Regions from separate parts of the Homo sapiens genome. Here region 2 is linked to region 1. A link is an interaction called in ENCODE POLR2A ChIA-PET data of the cell type or tissue named here. Cell type or tissue: HCT116. All regions are shown on one strand.

Evidence for each region. Peaks named below come from ENCODE experiments on the same cell type or tissue, not always from the same donor. Only the 100,000 strongest peaks of a DNase experiment are listed, where the experiment ranks them.
Region 2: POLR2A ChIA-PET joins it to region 1 with 8 read pairs; 2 of 35 experiments call an interaction of 5 or more read pairs at or near these places.

The regions. Positions count from the first base shown.
Region 1 is chr2:60,295,697-60,300,696 of GRCh38, reverse strand. No RefSeq gene overlaps it. Among named protein-coding and RNA genes, the nearest start is that of MIR4432, 89 kb to the left of the region's middle. RefSeq lists an enhancer at 2,719-3,249. In HCT116, a CTCF peak has its summit at 4,875; a DNase peak (open chromatin) is centred at 2,826.
Region 2 is chr2:60,422,031-60,427,030 of GRCh38, reverse strand. All of the region lies in intron 2 of LOC124906010, which reads left to right. Among named protein-coding and RNA genes, the nearest start is that of MIR4432HG, 33 kb to the right of the region's middle. In HCT116, no CTCF peak of the experiment used is centred here; no DNase peak of the experiment used is centred here.

The DNA of each region.
Region 1 (5,000 bases):
GTTTAGTGCAATGCAATAAATAATGAAGTCTTATTTCAGTGTAAGTATTTCCCAAATATTGCCTGGGATATACTTATGCCAAACAATTTTTTGTTGTTTACACGAAATTCAAATTTAACTAGGTATCTTATATTTTTATTTACTAAGTCTGGCAGCCTTAGAAGGTAAGCACTTGAGAAATGGATTTTGAATGGATCCACATTGTTATGTGCGTGGGTGTGTTTGTATTTTAGGTGTGTATTTTGGGGGACAGAAGGGAGGGTCTAGGGAAGAATTTCTTGGGCAATTAGACAAGTGCATGTTACAGGAAAAGTCTGATGGGCAAATAAATGGTGTGTGTTTACTCATCAAACAATTCTGGTCATCTCAGAGGAGGTCAACCCTAGGCTTGCTGATCTCCTAAGGAGGAGGTCTCTGGCAGCTCTTGGCACTAGGGCCTTAGCGAGAGACATGGTGAAAGGAATCCTGCAGTATGCCAAGAAAATGGAACTCCTTTATGATGGCCAGTCAGCATGACTTTGGGCATCTCTCTTAAGCCTGCTTTGTCTCACTTTCCACATCGCGAAATGGGATTAATAATAATTATTTTAGTTACATCATGGATGCATTTTGAACCATAAATTAACATGATGCTCACACTCTTTGAAACAGTGTAAACTTGCTATATGACTAAAGGAAATGGACTCTGTTTTGCCAAAATATACTGAGCTGTACCACATGGTTTTAGGGAATCCAGGCTTTGGATCGCACCTTGGAATCCAGACTTTGGATGCCCTTGATAGGTAAACTCTTCTCCCATCCCAAACTCTCCCCTTTTAGCAATGAGAGTCCCTTTGGATAAAGTCTCAGGTGGTTTTGTCTTTCTCTGATGCTGTTTTGAGGTGGCTACTGTTCTCAGTACCTCAGTGGGATTCCAAAGTATGACCAAAGAGGATTTGGGATATTTATGTACAAGCTGGCTCAACTTAGCAGAAAAATATCTGTGCAAAAATTGAGAGTAGAAAATGATTGAACGTGTATTTCTCCACAATGACTCTAGTATCTCCACTCAGGTGCATAAACAGAGTGTGTCACATACATAAGACGACATATAATTCACATTGCACTTGAGAGTTTACAACGTGCCTTTTCACACACATTATTTCATCCATGTATATATTATCTTCCTGTGGGCAAAAACAGACCTTTTGCTTCTCTGTACACATGGGTGGAGGAGCACAAGCTGCAGAGTGGGTGACCGAGTGACCAGACCTACTCACACTCCCGCCAGCATCGAGTTGTCCTTGATCATGTGGGCTGCGCCATCACACTCAGCATTCTGTAAATCATTGGTACTTATGTTGAACGTAGTACTTTATTATACCATTGTTCACCGGACTTGTAAGCTCTAAGAGGGCAGAGATTTTTATATCTTTTGTTTATTGTTTTATTCTCAGTATCAGGAATGTTGCACGTAACAGCTGCTCAAATATTTACTGAATAAATGAATAAGTGAATTGTTCTTCATAACTTAGTTATATCTTCTCAAATAGATTCTCATAGCTGTGAGGGTAATTTCCCTTGTTCCCCCGGTGTACCTGGCATGGTACACTGGTGCTGAAGAACCTGAATATTAGTGATGCAATTTATGTGTAATTGACTCACCCAGGCACATGGAAATGTGTTTTGAATCAGTAGATAGAGCCATTTTAGGGCCAAACGCACTCTTACTTTTGAAATCCTAATCTCATATTATATTAATTTTTAAAACGCATTTACATTTCGCCCTATATGTGGGTGTGCATGCAGATATTTCTGCTGTAAAATAATTTTTATAATTTGCTTTGTTAATTATCACTTCAATTATTATTTTGATTTCACAGTTTCTGTTTTGTAATTTAGAGCCCTTTTTTTTTTCATCTCAAACTTGTTTTGGCCCTTGACAACCCCACATCCCCTAGGCACTGTGCCTACAGCGCCTGATGCATAAAATGGCTTTGCCTGTGGGCGCTTCCAGGACAAGAGTGACCTAAAAGGAACAAGAGGATGCATCAAAATCAAATTCCGCATCCCAGTGAAACTGTTCTCCATCCCCTTTCATCCTGTTCCCGGGCCTTCTCTTTTGCCCTGCCCCATCTGCCAGACTCCAGGCATGAGCAGAGAGAGGGCGAGCTCTGAGTTTTATGGTATCTGTAGTTGTCCCCCAAGTGCAAGCGTCTAATTAGGCTTGACACTGCCGAGGCGTTTCCCTGACATTTATGTCACTGTCTCTCAATCTTTGGCAGCATTCGGTCTTGTGGGAAGCACAACAAACAATGTCAGAAACAACATAAAATTCCCCGTTAGAGGAGGCCCTCGGAAACGGTGCCGCTGTTTTTTAGGTTCACTAAAAGGGGAGGCCGAAGGGTGGGGCCGGGTGTGCAGATTCCGGCTTGGAGGAAGAAATAAAACGGCTCATTTAAATTCTTAAGAACTGCATAGGAGGCAGAAGACACAATGAGTATCTTAGAGAAGAAAGGCCATCAGTTGAACAAACTAATCACATGGTAATCAAAGGGGAGTGATTCGCTGCCTACTGAGAAGTACTTTAGAAGAAGTTCCAGCCAGGGAGAGTAAAGACCCTATCGAATGACAGCTTTCATAAATTATAGATTTTTAAAAATTGCACAAAGGAATGTGCAATAACGTGCGAAATGGATTTAAAGACGAAAAGTTCCTAAAGCATCTGGGCAAAGCCAGGAAACAGGCAGGGCTCAGCTATGGGAGGTTCTGATCCCGCGTCAGAGGCCCACGCCCCCCGCAAGCCCCGCCTCCCTCGCAAGGTCCCGCCCCCACGCTAAACCCCGCCTCCCGCAAAGCTCCGCGGGGATCCGCGTGCCTGGCGTTGATGCGGAAATGCCCTTCATGTGATTAGCCGGGAACTGGATGCCTGACTCAACAAACACCTTAATCAGGGAGCAGGTTGCTGGACTCTCTCCACTGCACACTGCCACCACCAGTTTTACAGACTGGAGATTCTTAGCCTTTACCACAGGACAGGAAGGCAGGGAGAAGCAGCATGACTTGGAGTCTGACTTCTGGGCTTAGGCCAGGCTTCCTGCCCCATAGTTAGGGTGGGCTGCTGGGTGGGGTGGGGTTGCTGGGAGGACTGCCCAGTCAGAGCTCTTCTCCGCCTAGGCTTGTCCTTAAGCCAGGCTGAGCACTCAAGCCCTCTGCCCAATCTGCTGTAGCCATTTCGGTCATGTGGAGTCGTAGCCTTGCTGGGAAGGGCAGCAGAGGCCAAGGTGGCTGGGAGGTGCTTCTGAGCATCAGGGCCAGGCCAGGTCTCAGCCAAGGGAAAGGAAGGCAAGCTCTGCCTCCTGGTCTCCCGCCTTTGCAACCAGGAGCCCTTTTCTTGAGCTGGTGCCCATGGTAGCTGCCTTGAGGCCTCTTCTTTTTCTCAGGTGGTAACAAAGTGATGACTAGCGAAGCCTTCAGATGTGATTCTACCTAGGACTGTCTGTCTTTGTAAGGAGATTTGAGAAGTTGGGAAAGTCGTGACAAGTTAGAAGTATTAGCACTGAGTGCTCTTTCTAACTGTGTGATCTGAGGACAGGTAATTAACCTCTCTGGGTCAAAGTTAAAAGGCAGGTGGGACTAGTACCTTCTTCTGAGTTGTGATGAGAAGCCCAAATGAGGTTCTGGATGCAAGTAGCTCAGCACAAAGCCCAGGATAGAGTGAGTGTTCAGTAATGTCAACTATTGTTATGCTACTGAGGTCACCCTGAGCATGACGGCTGGTGGTGGAGAGAGGCAAGGGTAGGCTTAGCTACCTGCTCTCTTCCTGACCTCCTAGAGGAACCTGAGTGGAGAAGGAGCATTGGCTTGTATGAGCTCCTAACAGAGTCTGTGAGGAACTGTGAAAGCTCCTCTCCTTGTCTCCAGACCCTGGCACGGGGGTGAACATGCTTAGTACTCCGGAAATTAGTCAGCCCCATCACTGGAAGATTTGACTGGTTGCTGCACTGTGGAGGGCAGGCTTGTAGACTATAGATTCCAGCTCCTGTTAGGAATGGATTAAATCTAACCTGCAGCCGCCACATGAGTGGCTTTCTTGGGGATCTGCCACACACGTGAGCGAGGCCTCAGACACATTGAAGGGAAATCAGCCTCCACTCCAGATGGTCAGTTGGGGCCCAGAGCCTCCAGGTCAGCTTTTGGGGGGTCTGCCAGTCTTGTCAGGAGTCCAGCTCTGTGCCATCATCCATTCAGTCTTTGGCATCAGAGAGGAAGGGAGTGTCTGGGGACTTTCCATGAGACCGGTTTAGCTGTGAACCCAGAAGAGAAAATAGGTGTGGTGAGAATCTAGCTGTCTCTGGCATAAACTCCTGAATGGCACAGGGTAGCTCTAAAGCTGGGCCTGAGCTTCTTAACTGGAGATCCTTGAATTTGTGGAGGATTCATGCACCTCTTGCAACTGGACGCAAAATGCATGTATGAATGTATTCACTTTTATCCTATTCTTAAAGGATTTGGGACTCCCCGAATACAAAGAATCTTTGCTTTATCTTGCTTTCTAGTCCAATGGGAAGACTTTGGGGCTGCCAGTTTAGGTGAATTCCCAACATGAGTCTACTCCAGCCTTATCCAGCCTCATAGATTCCAGATTAGATTCTGTGAGTTGATGATACTGAGGCCACCAGGCCAGCACAACGCTAAGAGGGCTGAAGCCCTGCTCCTGGTTGGACCAGAGTAGAATTATGGTACCTGCCTTCTGCATCCAACATTCTTTGAAAAGACGATGGGTCAGGGTCAGGATTTCTATCCCCCTTTCTCCGTCTTTCGTTTTCTTCCTTCCTTCTAGTAGGGAGCAAATGATGGATAAGAGGCAGAGATTTATGAGCACCGTACCTCATGGTGGCGCTGCTATTGAGAGGCTGTCAGCATTAGGAAGAGGGAGGTTTACTTGGCTGTGAAGAATCCGAGAGACTGCGATGGGCAGGGTTAGGGCCCTTCCAGAACAGATCCAGGAGCAAGGGTCA
Region 2 (5,000 bases), 130 kb before region 1:
TTATCTCACACTTTAAAACACCCTTTCCTTTCAAAGTTAAGTGTTTATCTCCTTGGGAATATGAATTGGTACAACCTTTCGGGAAAGCAATTTGGCAACTGGCATCGGGAGACTTAAAGGCGTTTTCTAACTTGACCTGGCAGTCCCTCCTCTAGTGCTCTAGCCTAAGAAAATAATTGGAGATGCGATCACAGATGCATGTACAAGGATGCTTATCACAGCATAATTTATGACAGTAAATCACCTGGAAACAGCTTAAAGGCTGGAAAAATAAGGGAAGGGCAAATCCACTCAACAATGGAATATTATGCAGCCTTTAAAAATAGTGTTTTCAAAAAAAGTTTAATGACATGGAAAAATATTCATGTTAATGTGTTAAGTGGGATAAAAAGCATACAAAACCAATAAATTCTAACTTTATTGAAAATAGTTTGTTTAGGCACACAGCCCTAGAAGATAAGAAATAAGCAAATACAAGAGAGAGGAGTTTTGTTCTAACCTCAGCTCTGACATGTGCTAACTGCCTACCATTGACTAAGTGGTTTAAACTCTCTGGATTTTTTTCCCCAGGGTTGTGGTGAGGATCTGAAAGAATATTTGCAAAGTTCCTGGCACAAAGAAGTTGCTCAAAAATTGGTAGTAGTTGTTATTATGATTCTTATCCCTATTATACTGGTAGGAGTTTGTCAGTGACAAAAGCTGGGTAAGAATAGTTTTGGGGGGCAGCCTTCCTTTACCCTTGTAACCCAAAAAGTATCTGAGACAGGTCTCAATTAATTTAGAAAGTTTATTTTTTTATTTTTTTTATTATACTTTAAGTTTTAGGGTTCATGTGCACAATGTGCAGGTTTGTTACATATGTATACATGTGCCATGTTGGTGTGCTGCACCCATTAACTCATCATTTAACATCAGGTATATCTCCCAATGCTATCCCTCCCCCCTCCCCCCACCCCACAACAGGCCCCAGAGTGTGATGTTCCCCTTCCTGCGTCCATGTGTTCTCATTGTTCAATTCCCACCTATGAGTGAGAACATGTGGTGTTTGGTTTTTTGTCCTTGCCATAGTTTGCTGAGAATGATGGTTTCCAGCTTCATCTATGTCCCTACAAAGGACATGAACTCATCCTTTTTTACGGCTGCATAGTATTCCATGGTGTATATGTGCCACATTTTCTTAATCCAGTCTATCATTGTTGGACATTTGGGTTGGTTCCAAGTCTTTGCTATTGTGAATAGTGCCACAATAAACATACGTGTGCATGTGTCTTTATAGCAGCATGTTTTATAATCCTTTGGGTATATACCCAGTAATGGGATGGCTGGGTCAAATGGCATTTCTAGTTCTAGATCCCTGAGGAATCACCACACTGACTTCCACAATGGTTGATCTAGCTTACGGTCCCACCAACCGTGTAAAAGTGTTCCTATTTCTCCACATCCTCTCCAGCACCTGTTGTTTCCTGACTTTTTAATGATCGCCATTCTAACTGGTGTGAGATGGTATCTCACTGTGGTTTCGACTTGCATTAGAAAGTTTATTTTGCCAAGGTTAAGAACACACCCATGACACAGCCTCAGGAGGTCTTAGTGACATGTGCCCAAGATGGTCGGGGCGCAGCTCGGTTTTATACATTTTAGGGAGACGTTAGACATCAATCAATATACGCAAGATTTACATTGGCTTGGTTTGGAAAGGTGGGACAACTCGCAGCAGGAAGGGGGTTTCCAGGTCATAGGTACAGAAGAGACAAATGGTTGCATTCTTTTGAGTGTCTGATTAGCCTTTCCCAGGGAAGCAATCAGATATGCATTTATCTCAGTGAGCAGAGGGATGACTTTGACATCTGTCTGTCATTTGTCCACAAGGAATTTCCTTGTAGACAAATTGTGAGGGAGGTATGTAGCTTTTTTTATGTTAGTAGCTATCTTTTTGAGGAATAGAATGGGAGGCAGGTTTGCCCTAAGCAGTTCCCAGCTTGACCTTTTTCTTTGGCTTAGTGATTTGGGAGTCCCGTGATATAGTATCCTTTTGCACCCTCAACTCACTTCTCACCATCGCCCACCCATTGTCTTCTGTGAGGTGGTCCTGCCCACAGCGTAGGCACAACAAACCCAAGTGGTGAAACAGAATTGTGACAGAAATAAAAACTCCAGACAAATATATTGATGGGTCATTTGGAGGAAGGCAGAACTTCCTCTGGCTGGTCAAAGGGAGCAAGTGGAGTGTTTAGGAGAGGAACCTATTTACTGGGTAGAAAACAAATGATAATATACATCTGTATAGAACTTGATGATTTAAAATCTGATTATCTTATGGAGAAAACATCCCTGAGAAGTATTTTCTATGGTTTTATTGCCTAAATAATAAGTATTATTAGTTATTTATTGTTACATAACAAATTACTCCCAAACTTAGCACTTACATCAACATGCGTTGCTATTTCAGTTTCTCCAGGTTAGGAATCCAGGTACAGATTAGCTGGCTGAGGGTCTCTCTCAAGGGTGCAGTTAGAATAGTGGTCAGGGCAGCAGAGCTACAATCTTCTCGAGTTTCAGCTGGGCAGGATCCGCTTCCAGGCTCACTCAGTGGTTGTTGGCAGGATTCAGTTCCTTGTGGGTTGTTGGATTGAGGGCCTCAGTTCCTCAATGGCTAGTGGCTGGGGGCCCCTTGAGTTTCCTCCTACATGGGCGTCTATAGAGCAGCTCACAGCATTGAAGCTAGCTTCATTAAACAAGCTGACAGAGAGGGAGAGAGAGGAAAAGGGAGAGAGAGAGATTGATCAGACTTTCGTAACCTGACCTTGGAATTCACATCTTATCACTTTTGCCATATTCTTTTTGCTAAAAGCAAGCCATTAGGTCCAGCCTACATTCAAGGGGAGGGGATTACACAAGGGTGTGGATACCAGAATGGGGCTATTTTATTTTATTTTGAGACACAGTTTTGCTCTGTCACCCAGGCTAGAGTATAGTGGTGGGATCTGGGCTCACTGCAATCTCCGCCTTCCAGGTTCAAGCAATTCTCCTGACTTGGCCTCTCGACTAGCTAGGATTATAGGCACCCATCGCCATGCCCAGATAATTTTTGCATTTTTAGTAGAGATGGGATTTCACCATGTTGGCCAGGCTGGTCTCCAACTCCTGACCTCCTTTGCCTCCCAAAATGCTGTGATTAGAGGTGTGAAACCAATGCTCCCGGCTGAGAATGGGACCATTTTAGAAGGCCACCTACCACATCCCTTTTTTACAGCAGAGGGAACCAAGTTTTAGCCCTAAATCAACCATAGAAGAAGACTCAAACTAGAGTCATTACTCTGTCCACTCTATTGTGCAAACCTTGCTCATCCTATTCCAACATCATCCTTATGCATAAAGGCATGTGTAGTGTAAATTACTGAGCATTTGAGAATTTTCATATCATGTGAAATTCCCAGTTATCTACAACAGTTTATGATATTCTAGGATGGGGGCATATTTTGGAGACAGAGAAAAATGTAGTAGTGATAATTAGAAAAATATGCAGAGGCTCCATTACCTACAAATGGCATCCATAGTTTTCACAGAAGAGGGCCTGGAAAATAGTTCCTAGGCCATTCAGGGTAACAGCAATGATTAATTCCAAGCTGTTAACGCATTTTATTATGCAAATACTCCAGCAACTCAGCCATGGAGAAAGTCCGGGCACCGCCCCCACCCCATTCACTCTGGACACTCAATTTGCATGGAAATGTGGCACTTTCACTCAAAGACAAGACAGTATGGTTCTCCTTGGAGGGGGGAGGTGGGAAGATTAGGACGTGGGTGGGGGAGGTGGCTAGAGGGAGATTCAGCTACCCATTAGCGACATGGATCTTTTTAAAGCCATTTGTGGTTAGAAAAACAATGGTATTATCTTAATTTACTAATTAAATTGCTCAAAGCAGGAGAGATAAGCAGAGCCTAGGGTCAGTTCCAGGCTCACTGAGTTTTGAGTCTTCCAGGAACCAGAGTTGAATCCTGCATCACCAAAAAGAAGGCTTTCACCACGTGAGCAGTGTTCAGTCTCAGCAAAAACGCAGGCTTTCCTTTCAGAGGAGAGAAAAGCAAGCAAAAGGAACATGTCTCTGGGAACTAGATAGAGTTTGAAGTCCATGAGTTTTTAGAATGGTCAGTGCTTGATATGAAGCATTGATCACTGATTGCTTTTATGGATCTTTCCCACTTAATAATACTTAGGTGGGTGCAAAACTCTGTTAAATGAACAAACAACTTCTGGCTTCTGGGGGAATTTAGCCCTGGGGTGTCTAAGTCAGCCACTGAACAGGAAAATCAGGGGTGCAATTGGATGTCTATCAAGAGATGGGCCAGGACACTGGCTGGACTGACTTGGGAAGTAGAGGAAAAGTGTTGCAAGTTTAGGACTTGAGCTGTGTGCAGTGATTTGGGAGTGAAAGGGGCTTCCAAGACCAGAGCAAAGGTGAGCTTAACACTTTCTGGGAAGCCTCCATTTCTAGAAAGAGAAATGGAGATGGAGCAATCAGTAGAAAGTTAGGATGTCCACCCTTTCATGCACCTCCGTGTGAAGAGACCACCAAACAGGCTTTGTGTGAGCAACATGGCTGTTTATTTCACCTGGGTGCAGGCGGGCTGAGTAAGAAAAGAGAGTCAGTGAAGGGAGATAGGGGTGGGGCCATTTTATAGGATTTGGGAAGGTAATGGAAAATTAGTCAAAGGGGGTTGTTCTCTGGTGGGCAGGGGTGGATCTCACAAAGTACATTCTCAAGGGTGGGGAGAATTACAAAGAACCTTCTTAAGGGTGGGGGAGACTACAAAGTACCTTCTTAAGGGTGGGGGAGATTACAAAGTACATTGATCAGTTAGGGTGGGGCAGGAACAAATCACAATGGTGGAATGTCATCAGTTAAGGCTGTTTTTACTTCTTTTGTGGATCTTCAGTTACTTCAGGCCATCTGGATGTATACGTGCAAGTCACAGGGGATGCGATGGCCTGGCCTGGG